Linked DNA regions of Homo sapiens: regions 1, 2 and 3 are each linked to region 4. A link is a contact called in ENCODE Hi-C or POLR2A ChIA-PET data. All regions are on one chromosome and are shown on one strand. The core of a region is the stretch at or near the end of the contact, and the rest is flanking DNA. Distances in the headings are between cores, read along the strand shown.

The links. A loop is a pair of places that touch in the nucleus more often than their neighbours do. ChIA-PET counts read pairs that join two places held with the same protein, here RNA polymerase II (POLR2A). Pooled maps may share reads with other maps.
Region 1: a map of CD8-positive, alpha-beta T cell shows a loop between it and region 4 (5-fold over the local background). The contact joins the promoter of SCARB2 here to the promoter of SEC31A in region 4. A Hi-C loop is called at or near these places in 2 of 168 maps with a recorded cell type or tissue (CD8-positive, alpha-beta T cell and naive thymus-derived CD4-positive, alpha-beta T cell) and 6 of 50 pooled maps.
Region 2: a loop to region 4 is called in a pooled map, with 8 times the contacts of the local background. The contact joins the promoter of PPM1K here to the promoter of SEC31A in region 4. A Hi-C loop is called at or near these places in 1 of 168 maps with a recorded cell type or tissue (naive thymus-derived CD4-positive, alpha-beta T cell), 2 of 37 single-sample maps with no recorded cell type and 11 of 50 pooled maps. POLR2A ChIA-PET finds 5 or more read pairs at or near these places in 2 of 52 experiments (CD4-positive, alpha-beta T cell and T-cell).
Region 3: a pooled map shows a loop between it and region 4 (22-fold over the local background). The contact joins the promoter of CNOT6L here to the promoter of SEC31A in region 4. A Hi-C loop is called at or near these places in 1 of 168 maps with a recorded cell type or tissue (naive thymus-derived CD4-positive, alpha-beta T cell) and 9 of 50 pooled maps. POLR2A ChIA-PET finds 5 or more read pairs at or near these places in 1 of 52 experiments (MCF 10A).

The regions. Positions count from the first base shown.
Region 1 is chr4:76,211,454-76,217,071 of GRCh38, reverse strand. It overlaps SCARB2 (scavenger receptor class B member 2), which reads left to right and starts at 3,248. Exons shown (of 12, transcript NM_005506.4): 1 at 3,248-3,645. The coding sequence starts at 3,529. It also overlaps a transcript of FAM47E not described here. RefSeq lists silencers at 2,910-3,529, 3,443-3,847.
Region 2 is chr4:88,283,140-88,288,344 of GRCh38, reverse strand. PPM1K (protein phosphatase, Mg2+/Mn2+ dependent 1K) reads left to right here and starts at 3,784. Exons shown (of 7, transcript NM_152542.5): 1 at 3,784-3,939. PPM1K-DT (PPM1K divergent transcript) reads right to left here and starts at 3,415. Exons shown (of 5, transcript NR_134238.1): 1 at 3,284-3,415. RefSeq lists a silencer at 3,422-3,641 and enhancers at 3,376-3,899, 3,812-3,901, 3,942-4,001.
Region 3 is chr4:77,815,873-77,821,658 of GRCh38, reverse strand. It overlaps CNOT6L (CCR4-NOT transcription complex subunit 6 like), which reads left to right and starts at 2,291. Exons shown (of 12, transcript NM_144571.3): 1 at 2,291-2,355. The coding sequence starts at 2,351. RefSeq lists silencers at 1,245-1,394, 1,655-1,814, 1,855-1,954, 2,445-2,514, 2,595-2,994.
Region 4 is chr4:82,889,890-82,895,818 of GRCh38, reverse strand. SEC31A (SEC31 homolog A, COPII component) reads left to right here and starts at 4,666. Exons shown (of 27, transcript NM_001077207.4): 1 at 4,666-4,731. THAP9-AS1 (THAP9 antisense RNA 1) reads left to right here. Exons shown (of 4, transcript NR_034077.1): 3 at 45-127; 4 at 972-2,367.

The DNA.
Region 1 (5,618 bases), core at 1,999-4,498, 6.7 Mb after region 4:
GGAAGTCCCAAAGGGCATTGAGAAACTTAAATCTGGATTTTGGGGCTTTGTGTCAAAAGCTTCTGAACATAGCTGTGGGTAGAGAAGATGGAACTGAACAGAAAGACAGCCAGGCCAGCTGCTAAAAAGTTATGCCAGCCTCGGTGATAAGACAGAGATTACTGTGGGATCACAGACTGCTATTTTGGGAACATACATTATTTTCTTAAAAGCTGTTTATATTTTCTGTAATTAGGTCCTTTTTGTTCTGTCTTATGTTAACACATTTAAAAATGCTAGCCTGGTCAGCTGTGTTAAGAAGAACCAAGAAAGAGATTTTCATTCGGCTTGTCCAGAGTTTTAAAGGGGAAGTGGCTTACTAACCGCCTGACATAGTGGAAACAGAGTGAGATCCTCAGAGAGCAGGTAAACTGAGGGCAACTTGAGCTGTAAACCCTTGTTTAGAAACTCTCCCACACTAAGATACATTTATCAAATTTGTCTCCATCTCTCCATCCCCACAGTCTGTTACTGTCCTGGTGGCCCAGACAAGAGAGAAGAAGGGACCTCAATGAACAATGAAAAGGAAGAGTACCCTGGGATTGGTGGTCCAGGGATGGGAGGAGTGGGTACCTATGGAGTTTGCCCTCCAGAATGGAGCCCGCAAACAGAAAATCTGATTGTAGCAGTCAGAGAGTAGGGGGTGGAAGTTCAGTGTGAGCATGAACTTCTGAGTGCCAAAGTACCTAGGCAGGCAAGTTACCAAATTTTTTTTTCTAGTTAGGGAAGGAGAGGACATATAGATGACAGGAGGACTTCAACCAATGCCTAGGTAGGGGACATGTGAGGGTTAGTGGGCTAGCATTGCTCCTTAAGCAAACTGGGGCACAGAGCAGAGTTAATGTAGCTAACTGAAACTTAACAGCAGAGAAGAGGCAGGATTAGGGGAAGAGAAAGGCTGCCGATTGTGGACACCTGAGGACTGGAGACCACCCACCCATCAGGCTGGGGACAGTTGAATCATTCAGGACCCCACCAGGTTCTATTTGAACACAGGACTGGTCCTCTGGGGCTGCTGCTTGAAGAGCTTTGGTAGCTACAAAATGTCCCAGCCTCAGTTCTGCCCTTACCATCTGCTCCAGTTATCTACTGAGTAACCTACCACACCAACACTCAGTGGCTTAAACAACAACAATCCTTTATTTTGCATTTTGAGCAGGGCTCAGCAGGGACCACTCACCTCTGCTCTGTAATGTCTAGGGCCTGTGACTCAAAAGGCTAGGGACAGCTGGGGACTGGTGGGACATTTCTCTTCCTACAGACTCAGGGCTTCTCCCCACAGTCTTTCCCATGTTCTCTGCAGCAGTCTCCGGGTAGCTGAACTTAGGGGTGACTTGAGGCTCCAAGAGCAAGAATTTGCAAAGGCCCCAGCAGAAGTTGCAAGGCATTTATGATCTAGCTTCAGAAGTTCCAGGATATGGTCATTTCCACTGTATTCTATTGGTTTAACAAATTGCTAAAACCTGCCCAAATTCAAAGCGAGAAAGTATAGACCCCACCTCTCAACGAAAGGAGTAACAAATAATTTGCCACCATTTTTAAACCATCATGCTATCTCACCAAGTCCTCAACAAAGCCTCCTAACTGATTTGCTGTCCTCAGATTCTCATTAGTGACAGATCGGGATGCAGCAATGCGCAGAGTAGAAAAAGTGAGGGTTTTGGAAGCCAACAGCCAGCCCTACATCCTGGTTCAAGCAGGATCCACCACTCAGCAACCAGTTGAGCTTGTTAGGTTACTTAACTCAGAGCCCCAGTGTTCTTGAGTGTAAAATGAGGATAATACACTATAGTTGCCAAGAAAATGTACTTCTTGGATCTTGCAGTGTAGATAGCATAACTGACCAATGGCTCCGCCTCAACTGCTGAGCTCTGCTGAAATCCATACCCTGATATTTATCCCTAGGTTGCTGCAAAGGCCAGCTTCCTAAGGCTGCTCCCAGCTCATGACTGAGCACAGCAGGGATACTAAGGCGGGCCTCTTTCTGGGAGATGCCAGACTTCTGGGACAAGCCCATTTGGCTAAAGGATTCCCCACCCCAATGGCCTTGCTGAACTTTTTATACATGGACTGTATATATATCAAATGCTTCCTTCCACCCAACCTTCCTTCCTTGCTTGCCTCTTTCCTTCACAAGGATCACACCTGCATCCCAGGTCCAGCTCCCTGTTTTCCCTCAAAACTCTCTTGCATAGTACCCCCATCTGGGACTGTTTCTGGAGGACTGGGACAAACACAACCTCCTATTCATAGGACTGCCAAGGGTATTAAATGAGTAGAACTGTGCAAAGAAACTAGTAAAGGGCTGGCGTAGAAGAAACACTCATTTAACGAACACTTCTTGAGTCCTGGCTGTGTGCAGGTCTTGGTCCTGGGTGTCTGGGACACCACAGTGAGCAAAGCAGGCAAGAACACCAGCGATGCCTGCTTTAAGCTCCTTCCCAACTTCCACATCTTTAACAGGATACCAAGAGCCCTTCAAAGTCTGACCTCTTGGGGCCTCAACACCTCCGACTCCACCCCCTGAACACCTGAGCCTACAGTCAAAAGGAACTTCCTTCTTGCTTCCTACAGGTTTTGCTCTTTCACCCCCAATGCCTTTGCTCACCGTTTCCTTCTCCGTGAAATGCCTCCTCCTCCCTTTTTTGCACATCTTCCATTCTTGCACATGCCCCTTACGTGACAAACTTATGCATCCCCCAGGCCCCAGTTCAATGTGGGGCCCTAGGTCATCCAGGCAGAACATGCTTGCTGGCATGATCTCAGCAGGCACCTGGTAGAAGCACTTGCTACATTGTGTTGTAATTGCGGTAACGGTGTCCCCGCTAACTTGCGAGCGCCTCTAGAGCAGGGGAATGTCCCAGCCACCTTGAATCCCCAGCGCGTGGCCCATGGGAGGCCCTCAGACCTATCTGCGGAATGAGTAAATGAGTGTGTGAACCAGGTTCGGCAATTTCGGTGGGGCGAGCGCTGGGCCTGCGGTGCAGGGCGCTGGGAGCGGCCAGGCCGGGCCTGGCTCAGGCGCCGCAGCCACTCAGGGCCACCGGGGACCGGCCGGGGAGGGCGCGGGCCGAATCACTGCCGCCGCCGCAGGGCACATGACTGCGGCCTCCGCCCCCGCCCGCCTCCCCGCGCAGTCGCCGGCGGTTGCCTCGCGGGGTTGCGGCGAGCCCGGCCCGCGAACGTCACGTCCCTGCGCGCTCCCTGCACTCTCCCGAGCTGCGCTAGGCGGGCGCCACGGCTGCCCGGCGAAGGAAACCGAAACCGAGTCCGGGCCCGTCCCTCCGCGGCCCCATCCGCCCGGTGCACCCGGGGCCGCGCTCGCCAGGCCGCGGAGCCCAGAGCTGCGCGCACGAACCGTGCGCCGGGAGGGCGTGGGCGTGGCGCCGAAGGGTCCCGGGTCTTCGACGCCTCTGCGGCGGCTCCTCCCTCCTTGCAGTTGGATCCCTGGCGGGTGCGGCCCGGCCCGGCCCGTGAGCGGCGCACAGAATGGGCCGATGCTGCTTCTACACGGCGGGGACGTTGTCCCTGCTCCTGCTGGTGACCAGCGTCACGCTGCTGGTGGCCCGGGTCTTCCAGAAGGCTGTAGACCAGAGTATCGAGAAGGTGAGGCGGGGCGGGCTGTGTGTGTGTTGTGGAGTCGTCCAGCTCACCCTCCCATCCCTGCTGCTACATCTTGTATGGGAAAGACCAGCACTCAGGCAGACCCTCCGCGCTAGAGCTCTTCTTGCGTCCCTGTCTTCCAGGGCTTGGTAGGCGAGGGTTAAAGAAGGATGAGGAAGGATGGAGCCGACTCTGTTCCCTTTACAGTGATAAGTAAGGCTATGGATCCTGACTTTTAAAAAGGCCTTCGGTTGTGTTCTGTCGTTTGCATCTCTCCCCACTCCTTCCGTCTACACCCCAATCTCAGGTGGGCCCAAACTTGTTTCCTTCCCACTTCATGAAGAAACAGAACTGAATGAAAGACACCGCAGAAGAGGCAGGTTATGTTGTCTGCTTGCTGTAGCCTTTGAAGTGGTGTGCGCCTGGGGATGAGACGTGGGTGTGCGGTCTATTGTGTTCTTGCCCTCTTGGGCTGGGCAGGGGCAGTTGGTAGCTGGGCCAGTCCTTTAGGCTGGGTGACAATTCATCCATCAGTCTTTGCTGAACGCTGACTTAGTGGCTTTGTATCTTGTACCAACAGTCTGTGTTGCTTTGTCTCACCATGAATTCTTGTTTTTCTCAAACGGCCATAATTTTCAGGCACAGATGCATTTAGATACCCTACAAGAATCTGAACTTGTCTCTTCCTCTAGATGATTGGGCTGGAGAGCCAGTCCTTTAAGAAGACTTCATCTTTTGATTTCACTGGTCATTTCATCTGCCCTTTCCCCCACATCCACCAAGCTGTGTCAAAAGAGGAACAAAAGAGAATTACTGGGATCATTTTTTCCTTAAAAAAGAAAAATAATCACTGGAGCAGCAGCCTTTCTTGTTAGCATCCATAACTGCACGCTTCATTTCTCCCACTGGTCTGCACTTGCTGCGGCCAGATAAAAAAGCCCAGGCCTAGTCTACTTTGAATCACTGCACTCTCCAGTCAGTAAAGCTATTTTATTCCAGGTGGCAATGGATATCTTCCTTTAACTGAGTTTCCAAAAGTAATTAAGTGAGTACCTGAAATCTGGCAGTTAAAGGCAGTTTTTCAAAAAGCACCATGGCAAAGCATAATGTAATTTTTAAAGTTCACATTGCCAAGGGAAGACAAGGCCCACTGTCTGAGCGTCTCGAGGGTCAGTTTCCTTTGAGCAATCATGTTCAAGGAAAAAAGAAACTGAATCCTTTCTCCACTCCTGTCCATGTCCAAATCCATGGTGAGCTGTGTTTGAGGATGTAAACTCTTGCTTTGGGTGACTAGAGTAAAGCAATCCAATTATAGTAAATATGTGAGTTTTCTTATATGGCCTTGAAAGGCTGTTTCAAGGAGCCCTATAGGATGAGTGATCTTCCCCGTGGTTCCCATATAGCCAGCCCTTAGATTCTCTGTGTGTCTCCATTTCTCTGGGTGAGGGGGTGGCTGTAAGGCAACTTGGCTGGGGCCTGAGTTTGTGTTGATATTTCCAAGTGTTTTTCTCCATGAGGAATGGACTCTGTTCTGATAAGTAATAGTACAGGGAAGTGGACTTTCAGAGCTGCTCAATCCCAGCTAAGGAGGACTGCACGGTGTATTGTATGAAACTAAAGGACAGGGCTAGTTTCAGTGGGCAGGTGTGGAAATACTGTTGTCATTAGAGGTAAGTCACACATCGCTATTCTGCTTTTTCCTGGATTACCTGTAGGGTGGTAGGTAGCATGGGACAGTGGGAAAGATTGAGGATGTTACACTCCTGGGCATGAAACCTAGCTTCCACTATGTCCCAGCTCGGTGACCGTGGGCTGTTTAATCTTACTTGATTCATGTTTTCCCCATCTGTAAATAGGGATAATAAGGACTAACGATCACATCTGCTTTGTCAAATAATTCTTATAACCTTAAGGTGTGATCTTTCTGGGATATAGTTAGTGCTTAATAGGTGATAGCAACTTTATTTTTATTAGAA
Region 2 (5,205 bases), core at 2,535-5,034, 5.4 Mb before region 4:
AGCAGATGGTCCAATTCTTTAAAATATAAACTGAGCTGGGCACAATGGTGCATGCCTGTAGTCCTAGCTACTCCAGTGAGGCGGGAGAATCATTTGAGCCCAGGAATTCAAGGCTATAGTGCACTATTATCACATTTGTGAATAGTCCCTGCAATCCAGCCTGGGAAACACAGGGAGACCCTGTCTCTAAAAAAAAATAAGTAAATAAAATAAAATATAAACTGAATAAAGAAGTAGCTCAACTTAATGAATGTACGGAGTGCCATATCCCCTTGATTATTTTGTACATTGTGCAGTGATCTGTCATGCCAAGTCAGCCTCTGTGGTGAATTCTTTTCCATTTTTTAATTTTTTGTCAAATACCAAATAATGATTTCCTTTACACATTATTCACATTTTAAAAGCTTTTATTTTAGGTTCTGGGGTACATGAACAGGTTTCTTATACAGATAAACTGCATTTCATGGGGGTTTGGTGTACCAATAATTGTGCATTTTATTTTATTTTTTTGAGACGGAGTCTTGCTCTGTCGCCCAGGCTGGAGTGCAGTGGCGCGATCTCGGCTCACTGCAAGCTCCGCCTCCCGGGTTCACGCCATTCTCCTGCCTCAGCCTCCCAAGTAGCTGGGACTACAGGCGCCCGCCACCACGCCGGCTAATTTTTTGTATTTTTAGTGGAGACGGGGTTTCACCGTGTTAGCCAGGATGGTCTTGATCTCCTAACCTTGTGATCCACCCGCCTCGGCCTCCCAAAGTGCTGTCACCTAGGCTAGAGTACAGTGGTGAGATCATGGTTCACTGCAGCCTGGACCTCCTGGGCTCAGGTGATCCTCCCACCTCAGCCTCCCGAGTAGCTGGGATCACAGGTATGCGCCACCATGCCTGGCTCATTTTTGTATTTTTTTGTAGAGACCATGGTTTTGACATGTTGCTCAGGCTAGTCTTGAACTCCCAGCTCAAGTGATTGGCAGCCTTGGCCTCTCAAAGTGCTGGGATTACAGGCATGAACCACTGTGCTGGCCATGAATTATTTTTGTGGTGTATTTAGCTATGCTTCAGAGATTCAAAACCCAGAAGCATATAATTCAAAAGAAGTAAACTGCTGGCTTTAATTTTAATGAGCTGTGGTAGAGTGTGAAATGGTGTGATTTTCAAAGGCAATTTCAAGGACTGTTTTAGTATCAAAGATATTCTTCAGAACAGCCTAAGTGGCTTTGCTTATCATGTGACTCTGGATTCCAGTCTGTTTTGGTACAAGGATTTAGCAAAGTCATGATGTTCTCAGATGCTGGGCATGCAAGTGGTTATAAAAAAGGTCAAAACTCCAGGACAATTCAAAATATTTTACACTTCCAAGCTTAAAATTTCCCACATCTTTCTTGTTACCAAAATTTTTCACATTTGTGAAAGCAAAGTCCTCATTATCTGCACCAAATTTTGATCCAAATGATTGAGATATTGCAACACATGATACTACATTATTGATGAGCAGATTTTTAAAAACTTAATAGTAACTTAGCTACCAAAATACTCCATCAAATGAAAGCCATCACCAACAGATATGTAGTAGAATGCTCATAGTAGCACTATCTATAATGGCTCTAAATGGCAAACTGCCCTAATGTCCATCAGAAGAATGAATTCATAAATTACAGTATATCCACAGAATGGAAAACAAAATGAATGATCTACAACTGCATACAACAATATGGAAGAATCTCACAAGTGTAATGTTGAGTCCAAGTAGCCAGAAACAAAAGAACACATACTTTATGGCTTTATATATAACAAGTATAAAGATAGGCAAAACTACCTATGCTGTTGAAAGTCAGCATAGAAACTCCCCTTGGAAGAAGGCAGTGCCTGGAAGGCAGGTTGATGGGGTTCCCAGGTATTAATAATGTTTTGTTCCTTGATCTGGGTGCTGGATACAAAGGTGTCTGCAGACTGTGAAAATTCATTGAGCTGTCTACACTTAGGATATGTGCACTTTTTAAGACACATGTTTCAATAAAATTATTATTTTTTTAAATTCCACGCCAGGTACAGTGGCTCATGCCTGTAATCCCAGCACTTTGGGAGGCTGAGGTGGGTGGATTGCTTGAGTTCAGGAGTTCAAGACCAGCCTGGGCAACATGGGGAAGCCCCATCTCTACAAAAAATATAAACATTAGCTGTGTATGGTTGAGCGTGCCTGTAGTCACAGCTACTTGGGAGGCTGAAGTGGGAGGATCACTTGAGCCTGGGAAGCAGAGGTTTCAGTGAGCTCAGATAGCGCCACTGCACTCCAGCCTGGGCAGGAGTAAAACCCTGTCTCAAAAAAAAAAAAAAAAAAAAAAAAAAAAGAAAGAAAGACAAAAGAAAAAAAAATCCAGGAAGTCTATGAAAAGACATCAACTCAACATAATATTACTCAAGGTTATTACTATAATTTGTGAGCCGTCAATATGAGAGTCACTCTCTAACCTGGTTATTAAATGCACTGGATTCAAAACAGTTGTCCCTGGCCTAGAATAACTAAAATGCCAAATCAAGTTAATTATTTATCTTTAAAATCTCTAATCTCTCTGCTCTTCTCTCCCTTCAGTGATATTGTCATAGTTTAATCAAAGTCATCTTCCACCTTAAATTTCATCTGTCATCATCTCCTAATCAGTTTCCCAATAGCTTATTTTAACTGTTCTTTGCACACTAACCAAAGTGATGTAAAGTCTAAACCCAGACCCTTTCACTTCTTTTTTTCGAATGCCTCAATAGAAGCCCATTAAATTTAAAATGTAATGCCAACTCCAAGCCCCTGTCTGCCTCATCTCTCTCACATCATGCTGTTCTTTCCCTCCCTCAATATGCTGGAGACACTTTGGCTTTCTTTCTGTTCTTCCAAAACGCCGGGCTGTCTCACCGAGAGACCTTTGTCTGCTGTCCCCTCTGCCCAAAACAATTCATCATTTTATTGGTTCCATGGCTGAATGACTGATGGTTTAAATGCCATCTTATAAAGTTCTCATATAACAATCTTATCTGAAGTTATCCTCCAGTGTCCACACCATGCCTATTTCTTTCCTTGACATGATTAATTACTATTCTATGTGCTTGCTTACTTGTTGGTTTTCTCCCTCTTCTTTGTTAGACTGAAAATTCTATGAGGGCAGCTATCGTGTCTAGCTGTGTTAGGGGCGTATCCCCAGTGCCTAGCAAATGTATAGCATACAAGACGTCCTTCAATAAACACAGAAATACTTGTTTAATGAATTAATAGACATTCCCTAAAGATCACAAGATACCTGTTCAGCCACGAAGAAGACTGCACTGTGCACTGCTGTTCAAAGACATGGCAGTGAAATCAGATGCCTTTCAAACTCTAAGCCTAAGCAGTATTGGCATTCCGTTCTCGGTTTCCTGGCTGTCACAACTACAGTCCCTTAGCCCGAAGCGAAACCCCCTCCGCGCTCCGCCCGCTGGCTAGGTACCAAGTCTCGCGGCCCCACCCACCGCGCAAGCGCGCCCCCTCTTTGGCTGGGGAGCTAACCTCGGGAGGGCGGGGCGCCGCCGCGAGCCACCACTGGCACAGGGTGACGTCGCTCCGCCGCGCAGCTGGAAGCCTGCGAAGTCAAATAGCAGCCGCGGGGAGGCTCGTTCCCATCGGCATCTGTGACTGGCTGCGATCGAGGGCCCGGGCGGCCGGCCAGCCGTCTCGCCGAGTGCGGACTGGCCGGATCTGCTGTCAGTCAGCGGGAACAGACTTCTCCCTCTCCATCTGGTCAACTGCGGGAGAAAAATTTTCGAGAATTTCCAGCAGGCAAGGCAGTGGCCGCTTTGACTGCTTGCTTCGGAGATCCGAGACGACGGAGAAGGCACTCTTATTTACCGACCAAGAAAGCTCCTCCCCCGTCCTCCGTTAGCTAATTAAAACATTTTTCAGGGACGTAGCCATCCAGAGGTAAGAGCCTAGAGAGTGCAATTCATTTATTTCTGCTAACCATGTATGCTGTTCTTTATTGGCGGTCGCGGAATGGAGAGTAAACGGAGAAGGGTTTCCCGGGAGGTCGAAGGGGAGACGTCGGTTTCCGTTCCCCCGCCCCCCGAGTCGGCGCTTGGCCGGCGGCCTCTCGGAGTTCTCAGAGCGTCGCTTTCTTCCCTTTGGAGGTCGTGAGCAGCTCGTCGGGGTGAGGCGGGGCCCAGCTGGGCTGCCTGCGCCCCGGGCGGCGGGTTTCCAGCCCAGACTGCGCTCGGCCTTGAATGTGGCCGCAGGCTGGAGGGCCAGCGCGGCGCGAGGCGGGCAGGGTGGGTGGGCTGGGACTGGAGACCCTTGCCCGAGGCCCCGGAAGCGAGGATGCTGCGGGGTGGGTGCCGCGTTGCCTCCCGGGCGAGGGAAACGTGGCGACAACGGGCTCGGTACGCCCAGAGGGAGGTTGGGAGGCGGAGACCTGGCGGCAGAAGGTGCCGAGGGAGCCCAGCTATTTGCGAGGCTTCGCAGGCAGGCGGGCGTGTGTTCTTCCCACCGTGTGTCACCCTGACCACCCGCCTGTCAGGGCCAGCGAGCCGAGGCCAGGATCCTGAGCTGTACCCAGGTGAGCTTTTCAGGAGGTCCGGCATCGTGAAGGATGCACAGCCCCGGCTGGTTTTGATCCGAAGACTTGGGTTTTACTTTGCGCAGGGAGCGCTGTAGTACTCAAGGCGTTGTAGCTGGTGATGTCTTTTTCAGCAGCCGCTTTCTGTAGATGAGGGAATTCACCGGATGTGACAAAGAGGCTCCAGGTGGAAATAGCCAGGGAATTTGCAGTCTCAAAAGCTCCACGGGCTTTTCTGAGCCTCCCACTGCTAACGTGCAGCAAGGCCTCATCGGTTCTTTCCGTCAGGGCGGAGGAATGAGGCTGTCCTTCGGTTTCAGAATGAGCGACTAAAGTGACAGATTACAATGACGATGAAAAAGAGCAATGAGACCGGTAGCAATGGCTCACGCCTGTGATCACAGCACTTTGGAAGGCCAAAGCGGGCTTGAGCCCAGGAGTTCGAGACCAGCCTGGGCAACACATCGAAACCTCGGCTCTACAAAACATACAAAAATTACCCGGGCGTGGTGGCATGTGCCTGTGGTCCCAGCCCCGGAGGCTGAGGTGGGAGGATCTCTTGATCCTGAGTGGTCGAGGCTGCAGTGAGCCGAGATCGCACCACTGCACTCCAGCCTGGGCGACAGAGCAAGACC
Region 3 (5,786 bases), core at 1,042-3,541, 5.1 Mb after region 4:
GGTGGTATTTCTCCCTGGGAGAGTGTTTGTGTGCTACGGAGAAATACTGTGGCAAGATGCCATTGAGGCAGGTCCACTATTTGGACTCCTGAAGTGACTTGCTTGGCTTTGCTGCTTACAAAGCCAAAGATAATTATTCATTTTATGTCAGCCTAGACTCTTAGATAGTTGGGAAAGAGTGAGACTTCTTCCAGGCTTAAGGCCATTTTGACATGTTTCACAGAAGATGGTGTGGGGCTGGTGTTGCTAGGGAGGGAAATGGAAAATTAACATAGGTAGAAAAGAAAATAGTCTGTCGTCTTGTGAACTGAGGGGCTTTTTTACTCACTCATTCACCCATCCTGGTGCCAAGATGAAAGTGGTGCAATAGTTCTGCAATTATGGACTCTTGTAACAGCTGTTCAGTTTTAGCTAAATGATGATTTGCATTTTCACCGCACCTTTTCCCCCAAGAGATGAAGGCATTTTACATTCAGTAATAAGGCCTAAGATGAATTGCAACCAACGCAACGTGCTTAGTGTGCTAAACACTCCTGTGGGGGAAAAAATACTGAACATTGCTAATATACCCTTGACCAACACTGGTAAATACACGAGCCCGGGCATGCATTGAGAAAGAGATTAAAATTGTGCAAAACTGCAACAGCAGTACTCTGCCTCCACAGCCGGTGTAATTTGCTTTTTGGACTGCTGGCCCAAAAAAGCTGAAGCTGGCCCACAAAAACAAAAACAAACCCCAGAAACTTAAAGTATCACAGCCAGGTTCACCAAGTAAACACTACTATTTCTAGTTTGCATTTGGATGTTTTCATTCTGTAGATGGCATGGATAAGCTACAAACAACAAACTAAAGTCTACAACGAGAAGGGAGAATTAGAAAATAGGACCGGGTTATCGCTGAGCGTCACAGGTTCTTTTATTTACCTTTGACGATACAACTTACAGATGCTATATGTTTTTAAAAAAAATCCACCGAATATGTCAGGAAACATTTCCTTCGGTCACTTCACCTCCCCTGGCGTCTCAGCCACCTAGACCTACGCTCTGCTTCGCTGTCAGGTCGCCTCGGGCGAGGAGGGTGCAGTAAACAGCGCCCACACAAGAACCCGGGGTGAGGCGGTTTCCCGTCTCTTCGCCAAGGCTCTGTGGATGTGGGTTTCTGAAACTCTACCACTCTTCTCAGCCCCGCTCCTCGCTCAGGCCAGGAAAAAAGAGTGAGAAAACAGCCAGAGCAAAACAGAAAACCATTAAGAAGCCCGGGCCTCCGCGCGCTCACCGCGACAAAACGCGGCGCACGGGGGGCGGGGCCAAGGCGCTGCGTAGGAGCTCCGCCCCGTCACCGCCCCGCCTCCTTCCCCTCACCCCAACCCTCCGCGCCGGGGAGTGACTGACTCCCGCCAGCCCCTCCACGTCAATCAACCCTCCTCGTTCTCGCACTCTCTGCACCTTGTTATTAATCTCAATACCGATATCGCCCGGACGCCTCTCCCCCGGCCCTCGGGGGTGTGAACGTGTGTGAGCGGGAGCGAAGGCACCGAAAGCTGGCGTCTCTGTTCAACCTCGGCCCCAGCAGCACCCGGCGCAGCGGCAACCCCCGCAGCGGCGGCAGCCCCAGCACCAGGAGGCCAAGGCCAAGGCCAGGCTCTGCGTGGCTCTCGGAGCAGTAGCCGCGGCTCCGGCCCTGCGGGGGCGCAGCTTCCTTCGGCTGGGGCCTTCGCGCCGGCGGCCGCGGCCGCGGGGCCTCTCTTGCGCGCCTGGGGTCACTGTCCTCGAAGCCCGGCGGCGCGGCCCTCGTCCCCCTTCCCGACCCCCGGTCTGTCTCCTCGCTCCCTTCAGCCGCCTTCCGCGCCGCCGCCTCTGCCGTTCGTCAGGCGGCCCGGCCCGGCCCGCCCGCCCCGCATCCCCTCCGGCCGGTGCCTCTCCCCTCCGGCGGGCTGCCTGCATGTCTTTGCTGCCCTCAGCCCCGCCGCCACCGCCGCCGCCGCCTCCCCCGCCGCCGCAGCACCAGCACCAGCCGCCCCGTCGCCGCCGCCGCCGCCGCCGCCCGGACCCCGGCGCGCTGAATGCAGGTGAGGAGGGGGCGCGGGCCCCCCGAGACCCCGGGCCCGGGTTCCCTGCGCGCCCGCCCGCGAGCCCCGGTTACGGGCCCTGTGTGCCGCCGCGGCTTCCCCTCGGGGCGGGCGGGAGCGAGGCCCGCCGTGGGTGTTTGTGTTTGCGTCTGCGTCTGCGGCCGCGGCTCTGGAGGGGAAGCATCTGTGGGGGCCTGGTGCGCGCGCGCGCGCGTGTTTGTGTGTGTGTTTCCCCTGCCGCGGGGAAATGGCTGCTGTTGCTTCTGGGCCAGAGGAAGAGAATGAGGTAGAGTGTTCTTTTGCCTCCGAGTAGGACCGAGAGTGTTGGGAAGAGGAGCGCGTCCCCGGGGAAATGAGGTGGGAGAGGGACAAATGTGCGTGTGGGTGTGCGAGTTGGGACTTTGGCGGGCGGGGAGGCGGCCCGAGGACCCACGGCGAGTGGGTGTGTGTCGGGTGACTGGAGGGGGCGGCGGGGCTGACCCGCGTCTCTTCAGAGGCGGGCGAAGGTTCCGGGGTGTGTGTGTGTGTGTGTGTGTGTGTCGGGGGTGGCCCGGGGCCGGGACCCCAGAGTGGCGTGTCCCTCCCGCTTTGTGGCTGCGGCTCCCGAGCCTCGCAGGTGAGAGCTGCTCCTAGGGGGCCGGCCGGGGAGGGCTGAGTGAGTGCGGCACACGCGCGGCAGCGGGGCTGGGAGAGCTGCTGGTCGGTGCCGCGCCGCTGATCCCGGGGCCGCCGTTCCCCGGCCGCGGCAGGAAGCGCGCCGGCCTGCAGCGCGGCCTAACTGCCTGGGCGCCCGCCCACCTCCCCGGACGCCTCCCGGGACGGCGAGCCCGCGCGAGCCCACGGCGCTGCCTCGGGCCTGGGCAGGTGAGGGTCGGAGGCGGGACTCGCCGATTGCCGTCGCCGTGGCCGCCTCCGCGTCTCCTGAGAGGCGAAGGCTTATTTTGGCGTTCCAACTGCAAGCCTTCGCCCGGCCGGCTGTGGGACCCGAGGGAGGAAAGTGAATCAGAACAGTCAGTCTTGGGAATACGCGGTGTCGTGTTCCCTTCTTTTCATCCTTCCCCTAAGGCTGTGTGGAGGGACTGAGTAAATATTTTGGATTTTTGTTGCAAATACTTTGCCGTTGGTAAGATTTTTTTTTTTTTAATTAGACAAACATTTTCTTGGAAGGGCTGAGGAAGAAAGGGAAACTGGCTTTCCTGGCCTGTGGGATTGGATGGATTTTGTGCATTTGAAATTGTTTTATCCTGCCTCCTAGGGGGAGAGGCGTGTACGCGCCGCCGAGCTGAGGAGCTGGGTGAGGAAGAGGAAGTTACTGGAGCTGTCATCCTGCTTAACTCGGTCGGCTATTGAGCTTAGACTGTTTAGGTGGATTGTGTTCAGGGAGTTTAGCTGAGCCGTTTGTACACATTGGAAGCACAGTGTTACATTTTACCGTATTGCCTCTAGTTATCTTGTCAATCAAGATAGGCTCAACAAACATGTTTTCCTCAGTCTCCAAAAACTAGATCAAGCAACCTCTGTTGTCTACTCAGTATGTGCTGCTGGAAAGCTATTTTGAGAATAGCCTAAGCAAAACCCAGTTGTAAAGATAAACCTGCTGCCAATAGGTCTACAGTACATTTCAGAACCAAATACAAATGGCATTTGGATAATTATTTGCTAATGTGCTTTTCTACTCCAACCTCATTACATTTGTATGTAGTTAGATCATTTAGCTAGAACCGTGCTGTGGATAAAAGCATAATACAGTTTCGATCCTTGTAGGCCGTACTCTGTGTCATGGCCAGAGATTGCTCTTTGCACCTGGTCTCACAAAGAAATAGTGTATGCTGTTCACGGGGAAGTGGAGGGAAGAGAAGGAGGGGCGAAGAGCTGTTCTCTATTACCACTACTGGAAAAACAATTTAACATACGTAGTTAGTGGGAAAAGGACTTGTTTTACAGACTTCAGTTAGCCTCCCAGCTGTGTGATTTTTCCTTAGCTGTTTGACCTTAGGTAACATATCTATAAGCCACAGTTTTATCAGTCACAGAGAGCTAATACCTTTATAGTAAGGTCGTTTTGAGAATAGAATGAGAAAACATATGTTTGGCATGTAGTAGATGCTTAGTTAAATTTTAGTTCTGCCTCCTGCAGCCCTGACTATGGGCATTGAAGAACCTTTGCAAACACAAATATGATTAATTATTTAGAGCAATATTAAGTAACTATAACGTAAAAAAGACAATGGAATCTTTCAGAGCCCTTCAGTATACAAAAGGTATATATATAAACTTTAATGTATATAAGAAGTTTTTTTCTAATAATAAAAATAGTCATTAAAATAGCCTAGTTATTTATAAAAATAGTCATACTTAATTTTTTTTTCATATTTTCAAATAGACCATCTCTCAGTTTCATTATTCTTTATGATTTTCGTTTTGTAGCCCTGGAAAAAAATTTTCAACCTCTATATAGCACATGTATGTTTCAATACAGTTAAACATTAAAAAGGATCAAGGAACCAAAATTTAGATAGATCCCCAAAGTTTAAATGCTACGAAAAATGCTAGCTCATGTTGACTGATTTGGTAAATAAAACTTCTTAGAATATTTCTCTGAATATAAGGTAAAATCCTCTGTCCACTTAATTTTCAATAACTTTCCATTTTTAGTATTTTCTCTGGAGTAGGAAATGTGTTCATTAAATTTTAACTGCTGTGTGGAAAAAATAATGTCATGGAGAGGTATGGAATTTAAGGTAAAGATAACAGAAAAGTTAACATAAAGATTGTTTTCTTTTTGTTTTGGGAAAAGACAGGACAGAGAATGTGGGAGTTTGATTGGTTTAAGTTTGTCATGGCCCTATTTACAAATGCCGGGTTTCCCAGTAGGGCTTACGTAATTTATTTGTATCAATAATGATAAGCTTTAAAAAATATTATTTTCTAAAATTCAAACTAAAATTTCAACACATTCAGTATAGCTTTTATGCATATTTTTATATAAAAATTTCTGTGAAGGTAAGAGTCACAGGATGGGGAGGGGGAAGCTCTCATCATTGAGGGGCTTGAATTTTTATAAATAACTAGGGGCAACTATTAGAATGCAAATTGTGATTTTCTTAAAGTGTGTGTTGTGGGAGTGTGTATTTACATTGAACAGAATCTTCTGCCATGTGGTTATATTTAAAGGAATAATTCTTACCTTAAAACTATAAATGATACTTTTTAATACCTTAGAAACAAAGAAATAGAAATGAATCTGCTCTTATTTAGTATTTGGTAAAGTAATTTTCATTGGACTTTATGAATTATTTTAAAAGACTTTATATATATATTTTTTAATTTGGGAGAATTGGGAAGAACATTTCCCTGTAGTAATCATGAAAACAGATGATATTGAACTATAAAGATATTTGGATATGAAGTGGAAGTACTAAGGTTATTATTTAGACTAAAGGAATTATGTTACAACAAAATCAAGGTGGAAACTTGTTTAGATTTTAAAAGTTAATGTTACTTAAATGGGCTTTTAAGCAATCTTTCCAAAATATCTGTTATTAATGTCTTTAATTTGGGAGAATTGGAATACTTAGGAATTTCTGTATGTATTACTTTGGGTAATGCTAATCAGAGTAATAAATACATTCCAAAATTTCAAAGAAGTTTACTTGCTTTCATGACAGTTCCAGTGCAGATGTTTACTTGCTTTCATGACAGTTTACTTGCTTTCAT
Region 4 (5,929 bases), core at 3,417-5,916:
TGTGTTTCTGCACAATGAGTTCCTTTGAATGTTTTTCGTTTTAGGAATAAAATTGAAGGGTGTTTTTCTTAGAGAACATCATTTGTCATATTTATTTGATCAAGAAGTTGAAGATTTATATAATAAGGTATGGGACTTACACATTTATTTTGATAAAAGAACACAGAAAAGGTCAGGTATGAGCAGAAAATTGACATTTATTTCAGCCTAATGTGGATACTGTACTCTGAATTAAAAATTTCTTTTCCTTACTCTTCCAGCTTTTAAAGATAAGTATTATTTCAAAATAGTATTTTTTTAATTAATAGATTCAATTCAGGAAAGGCATTGGAGGGGGTGGAGCTTTTAACTTTGACAGTCTCACTCTGTTGCCCAGGCTGGAGTGCAGCGGCGCAATCTCTGCTCACTGCAATCTCTGCCTCCTGGGTTCAAATAGTTATTGTGGCCCAGCTTCCCAAGTGGCTGGGATTAGAGGCGCATGCCACCACACCCAGCTAATTTTTTTTATTAAGTAGAGACCATGTTTTGCCATGTTGGCCAGACTGGTCTCAAACTTCCAGCCACCAACCTCAGCCTCCCAAAGTGCTGGGATTATAGTCATAAGCCACCACACCTGGCTGTTGGTTATCTTTTCTTAGAAATAATGATATAATCTTTTCAGCACCTGATATTCTTAAAGATCCAGGGTTTACAAATGACTGTTAGATATGCCAAGGATGACTAGCCTATAACTTAAGGATCTGTTCAGGAACAGTAGAAAAGAAGGTGATAGGAAACTGGGAATCTTAAATCTAATACTAGTTCTGTCATGAATTAGGCTTGTTATTGTAGTTGTTTCTCAAATTTAAGAAAATATGAGGGGTCTTGAAAAAGTGCATGGAAAATGCATATCATGAAAAAACTATGCATGGATTTCAAAATTTTTGGACCAAAATAAACTCCTACTAACTTGTTATAACATGTCTGAACAGGATCTAGTTTGAAGCACTAAGAAGAATAAGACATCAGTTTGAAAAGAGGCTCTATCAGAACAACACGAATTCTGCTAAAATTGAAGCAAGAACAAACATCAAATATATGTTGACACTTGGGTGGAAGAATGGTGAACTAATTGATGCTTTATGAAAAGTTGATAGGGACAGTGCTCCAAAGAAATCAGTTTACAAATGGATAACTCGTTTTAAGAAGGCATAAGGTAATGTTGAAGAAGAAGCCCACAGTGGCAGATCATCCACATCAGTTTGTGAGAAAAAAGTTAGTTCATGGCGTAATTGAAGAAAACCAACAATTAACAGCAGAAACAACAGCCAACACCATAGACATCTCAGTTGGTTCACCTTACACAATTTTGACTGGAAAAGTTCAGCAAACTTTATACCTGATAGGTACCAAAACCATTGCACCCAGATCAGCTACAGACAAGAATAGAGCTTTCAATGGAAATTTTAAATAAGTGGGATCAGGATCTTGAAGCCTTTCATTGAAAAATTGTAACAGGAGATGAAACATGGCTTTACCAGCGCAATCCTGAAGACAAAACACAAAGCAGTGGTTACCAAGATAAGTAGTTCAGTTAAAGCACAAGAGGACTGGTTGAGAGCAAAGGTCATGGCAACAGCTTTTGAATGCTCAAGGCATTTTGCTTGTTGACTTTCTGTAGGGCCAAAGAATGGTAACGTGCTTATCATGGGAGTGTTTTGAGAAACTTAGCCAAAGCTTCAGCAGAAAAATCCCCGAGAAAGACCAGAGAGTTCTTCACCACAACAATGTTCCTGCTCATCCCTCTCATCAAACAAGGCCATTTTGCAAGAGTTTTGATGGGAAATCACTAGGCATCCACCCTACAGTCCTGGTTTGGCACCTTCTGACTTTTTGTTTCCTAATCTTAAAAAAATTTTTCAGGGCAGTACATTTTTCTCAAGTTAATGTATAAAGAAACTGCATTGATGTAGATAAATTCCCAGAACTCTCAGTTCTTTAGGGATGGACTAAATAGCTGGTATCATCACTTACAAAAGTGTCTTGAATGCTATAGAGCTAATGTTCAAAAATATAGTTTATATTTTTTATCTTTTAACCATTTTTCCACAAACTTTTTGAAGTCTCCTTGAATATGTACCATTTATAAAGGGGAAAAATTCTGTGACTACTCATGTTGACTTAATGCTGACTTAATTTTCTGTTTTGTAAATATATACAAACAAGTTGATACAAATTTTGTTTATAGCCCTTAAACAAATTTGTGAAATAAATGCATTCAGAAACAAACTAAAACAATGAAATGGATGCTACTGTTTTACTGAGGTGTAAGCATAGTACTGGCTGCTATGGAAAAAGTTACATAAACATTCATGTATCTTGTGATGATTGTTTTGTCTACAACTTCACTCTTTGCAGACATCAAGACTGTTGAAATGAGGGGAAGGGATCTGAATTCCCAAAAGAATGTCAAATGGGCATGGAGGCTCATGCCTATAATCCTTGCACTTTGGGTGGCTAAAGCAGAAGGATCCCTGGAGGCCAGGAGTTCCAGACCAGTATGGGCAACAAAATGAGTCCCTGTGTCTACAGAAAATAAAATAATTAACCAGGCATGGTGTTGTGTGCCTGTAGTCCTAGCTACTTGGGAGGCTGAGGTGGGAGGATCACTTGCGCCCTGGATGTTGAAGCTGCAGCGCGCTGTGATCATTGCCACCACACTCCAGCCTGGGCAACACAGCAAAAACCTGTCTCTAAAAAAACCTAGAATATCTTTGTGCTATGCAAATCCTAATTTGAAAAATTTGTCATTAAATTCTCTCCAAACATTCTTCTAGTGAGCAATTCAGTTTTTATTTGATTCAGGATTAGGCTTGGATAGTAGTTAACTAAATTGGATTTAGTTTTGTGAACTAAAGAGTTTTTCTTTTTTTAGATACAGGCAGTCTTTGCACAGTTCCAATATGCATAAATACCAGTGACCACAGTTAAATAAAACCAGTCCAACAATGTGGTTAATAATTCCATTACCACAGTACTGAGAAAACTTGCATAAATTTTGCTGCTAGCTCTTTAGTCCACAAATCATTGTGCCCCCCCCCCCAAAAAAAAGATGTGCATCATGATCAGTCGCCAGTTACATTACTTTGCTTTCAAAGTTTGTTGATTTGTTACTGATCATCTGTTTAGTTCATGCACAGATAGCAGAGCACAAAGTGCATAGTACTGTTGCCTCCTTGACCCCAGAGATTAAACTTGTGACCATTTATAAAAATGGATAATTAAAAGAGGTAATTGGTCAACAAAGGACAGAGCAGCAAAGAAAAGTGATAATGCTGGAAGTGAAATTGGATGTGATTAGATTTGAAAGTGGTGACAGCAAAGCAAAGATAGGTTGAGACCCAGACCTGCATGAAGCTGTAATACAAGCCTATTGAAAAAGTCTGATAAATGTAAAAAGGTAAAGTTGCTTCAACGTCTTTCAGTTTTAATTGCACTAGGAACAGAAAGCTGCTTGCGGTTGAAATGGAGCATTTACTTGTTTGAATTGAAGACTAATCAAAAACAAATCCCAATCAGTTTGACTAGCATTCAGGCCAAAGTGATAACCTTAGTTACTGCGTTGAAAGAAAATGGTAATTAGAAGACTGAAAGAGAATATATTACTACCAGTAAAAGTTGGGTTCATTATTTCAGAAGTTGGCGTGAATTGATGTTAAGCTGTCTTATGAAGCTGCAAGCTTCAGATGGAATGTTACAGAAGATGTAGCTGACTGTGGGAATGTTAACACTGCTGCTGTTCAAGGGGCAGGATCCTTCTGCTTTAGCTACCCAAAGTGCAAGAGTTGGCTTTGAATGCTAGATGTAATGAGAAAAGAACTTGTCTAGAAGTTAGGAGATCTGGGTTGAATCCAATTTCTGGTAATTTAGCAAGTGATTTTCCTTTGGCTTCACCTTGCTGTAAAATAATTCCTCCCTAAACTAAAAGTACACTTAGGCAACGCATCTAATTAGATTTGAGGTTGTGGAGAAACAGTGGCAGAAGGTGAGTGCTACCGGGTCTCAATACCATGGGATAGTAACAAGTATGAAACGGTACTAATTGGAATTAATATAACACCCCATCTATACCTCTTTGTCCACAATAGCCTTTGGGAATGCCCAGATTGTTTCACTTTGTATAAGTTCTCAAAACGCCAGAATGTGCAATCAAGTGGGTAATTTTAAGAACTCAGTCACAAATTACAATAAAGCCCTTGCAGCCCGATTTTCCACCTGGTTTGGCGCGGGCAGTGTCGCCAGGGGCTGCCGACGCCTCACAGGACTAGTGCTACGTGGCGTTCCTGCGGGCCACGGCGGTTATTCGGCCAGACGGGGACACCCTCTGCACTAGTCCTTTACCCACTAGTCCTGGCTACCCCATCCACATTCTGCGCGCCGCCCCTCAGAAAAGGGTTTCTACGATCGCCGGGGCGCGATGACCGCAGAGCGCCACCAACCAGCGGAGCCGTACCCCGCCTCCCAGGCTACCGCCGGTCCCGGAAGTGCCGTGGCGGGCTGTGCGTCGGGTGGGCGGGGAAAGATGTCGCTCCCGGAAGTGTTGGGCGCAGGGCGTGGCTGCGGCTGCGGCTGCCACGTTGGAACGGAACGTGGAGGTGGCCCTGGCCGGGGAGGAGGGGCGGCGGCGAATGCTGGGAGAGTCCGACGAGCGCTGCACTAACGCAGGATCCGGCTGCCGAAGGTCCTCGCCAGGTGCGTCCGCCCGTTGCTTTTTGTCCTCTTCGCCGGTCCTTAAGCTTTGAGGTAGAGCCCAGGCCAAAACTGGGACCGCAGCCTGGGTCTCCGCTGCCCCGCACCAGCCTGAGGCCCGGTCTCTGGTGACGGCGCGCCCCTAGTCTTGGTTTCGGGCCCGGCGGAACAACGCCTGGCATCTGGACTCCAGTGATCGCGCCCGTCCGCATTCGCCGACGTCTCCACTGCTGAGCAAAAGCCACCCGAGGCTGGCGACAGTGTCTTGCCGGGGAGTAGTAGCCGGGCTGGTAACTGGAGTTTGAGATTAGGAGACTTTCAGACCCTTGTGCACAAAGAGGTGCGGTCCCCGAGGGTGAGGAGAGGAAAAAAAATCTCAGGATTACTTTGGCTTTGGTTAGGATTTTTTTTTGTACTTGAACTATTGCCAGATTTAAAGGTTCATAGGTTTGAACTGACGTCTACTGTCATTTAACTAGGATTATTTTAAGGACGGTGGTAGCCAGGCGCAGCCTGTACTTTGAGGGCAGTCTCATTAAGTGTTACATGTTTTTGCTAATAAGTTGTTAAATTACGGGGCTGTTGTAAAATAAACCAAAATATTGCCTGGACTTGTGGGCATTATAAATTTTTTCTTGCGCTTAAGGAATTAATTTTACGTAGGGCTATTTGAAGTTGCAGTGATCTGATAGTCTGTGACAAATCCTTTCTCCTAACTTATTTTTTCTAACTATAGAAAACTGAAATTTGGTTGTCTTTGTGGGCAGTTATAACTGTATTTAATCGATAAGGGTGTGTTCTTGTTACAGCGTCCTGCGTTTTCTGTACCTCCGTTTATTCAAGAGTTGGCAAAAGCTTACTCTCCTTTTTTTTTTTTTTTTTTTTTTTTGAGACGGAGTCTCGCTCTGTCACCCAGGCTGGAGTGCAGTGGCGCGATCTCAGCTCACTGCAACCTCCGTCTCAGCCTCCTGAGTAGCTGGGATTACAGGCGCCCACCACCACACCTGTCTAATTTTTGTATTTTTAGTAGAGACGGGGTTTCACGCTGTTGGTCAGGCTGGTCTGGCACTCCTGACCTCAAGTGATCCGCCCGAGTTGGCCTCCCGAAGTGCTGGGGTTACAGGCATAAGCCACCACGCCCAGCCTACTCTCCTTTTTTAGTGGTTCTTCTGTGCTCCTTGTTTCTCACTATCCCTTAATT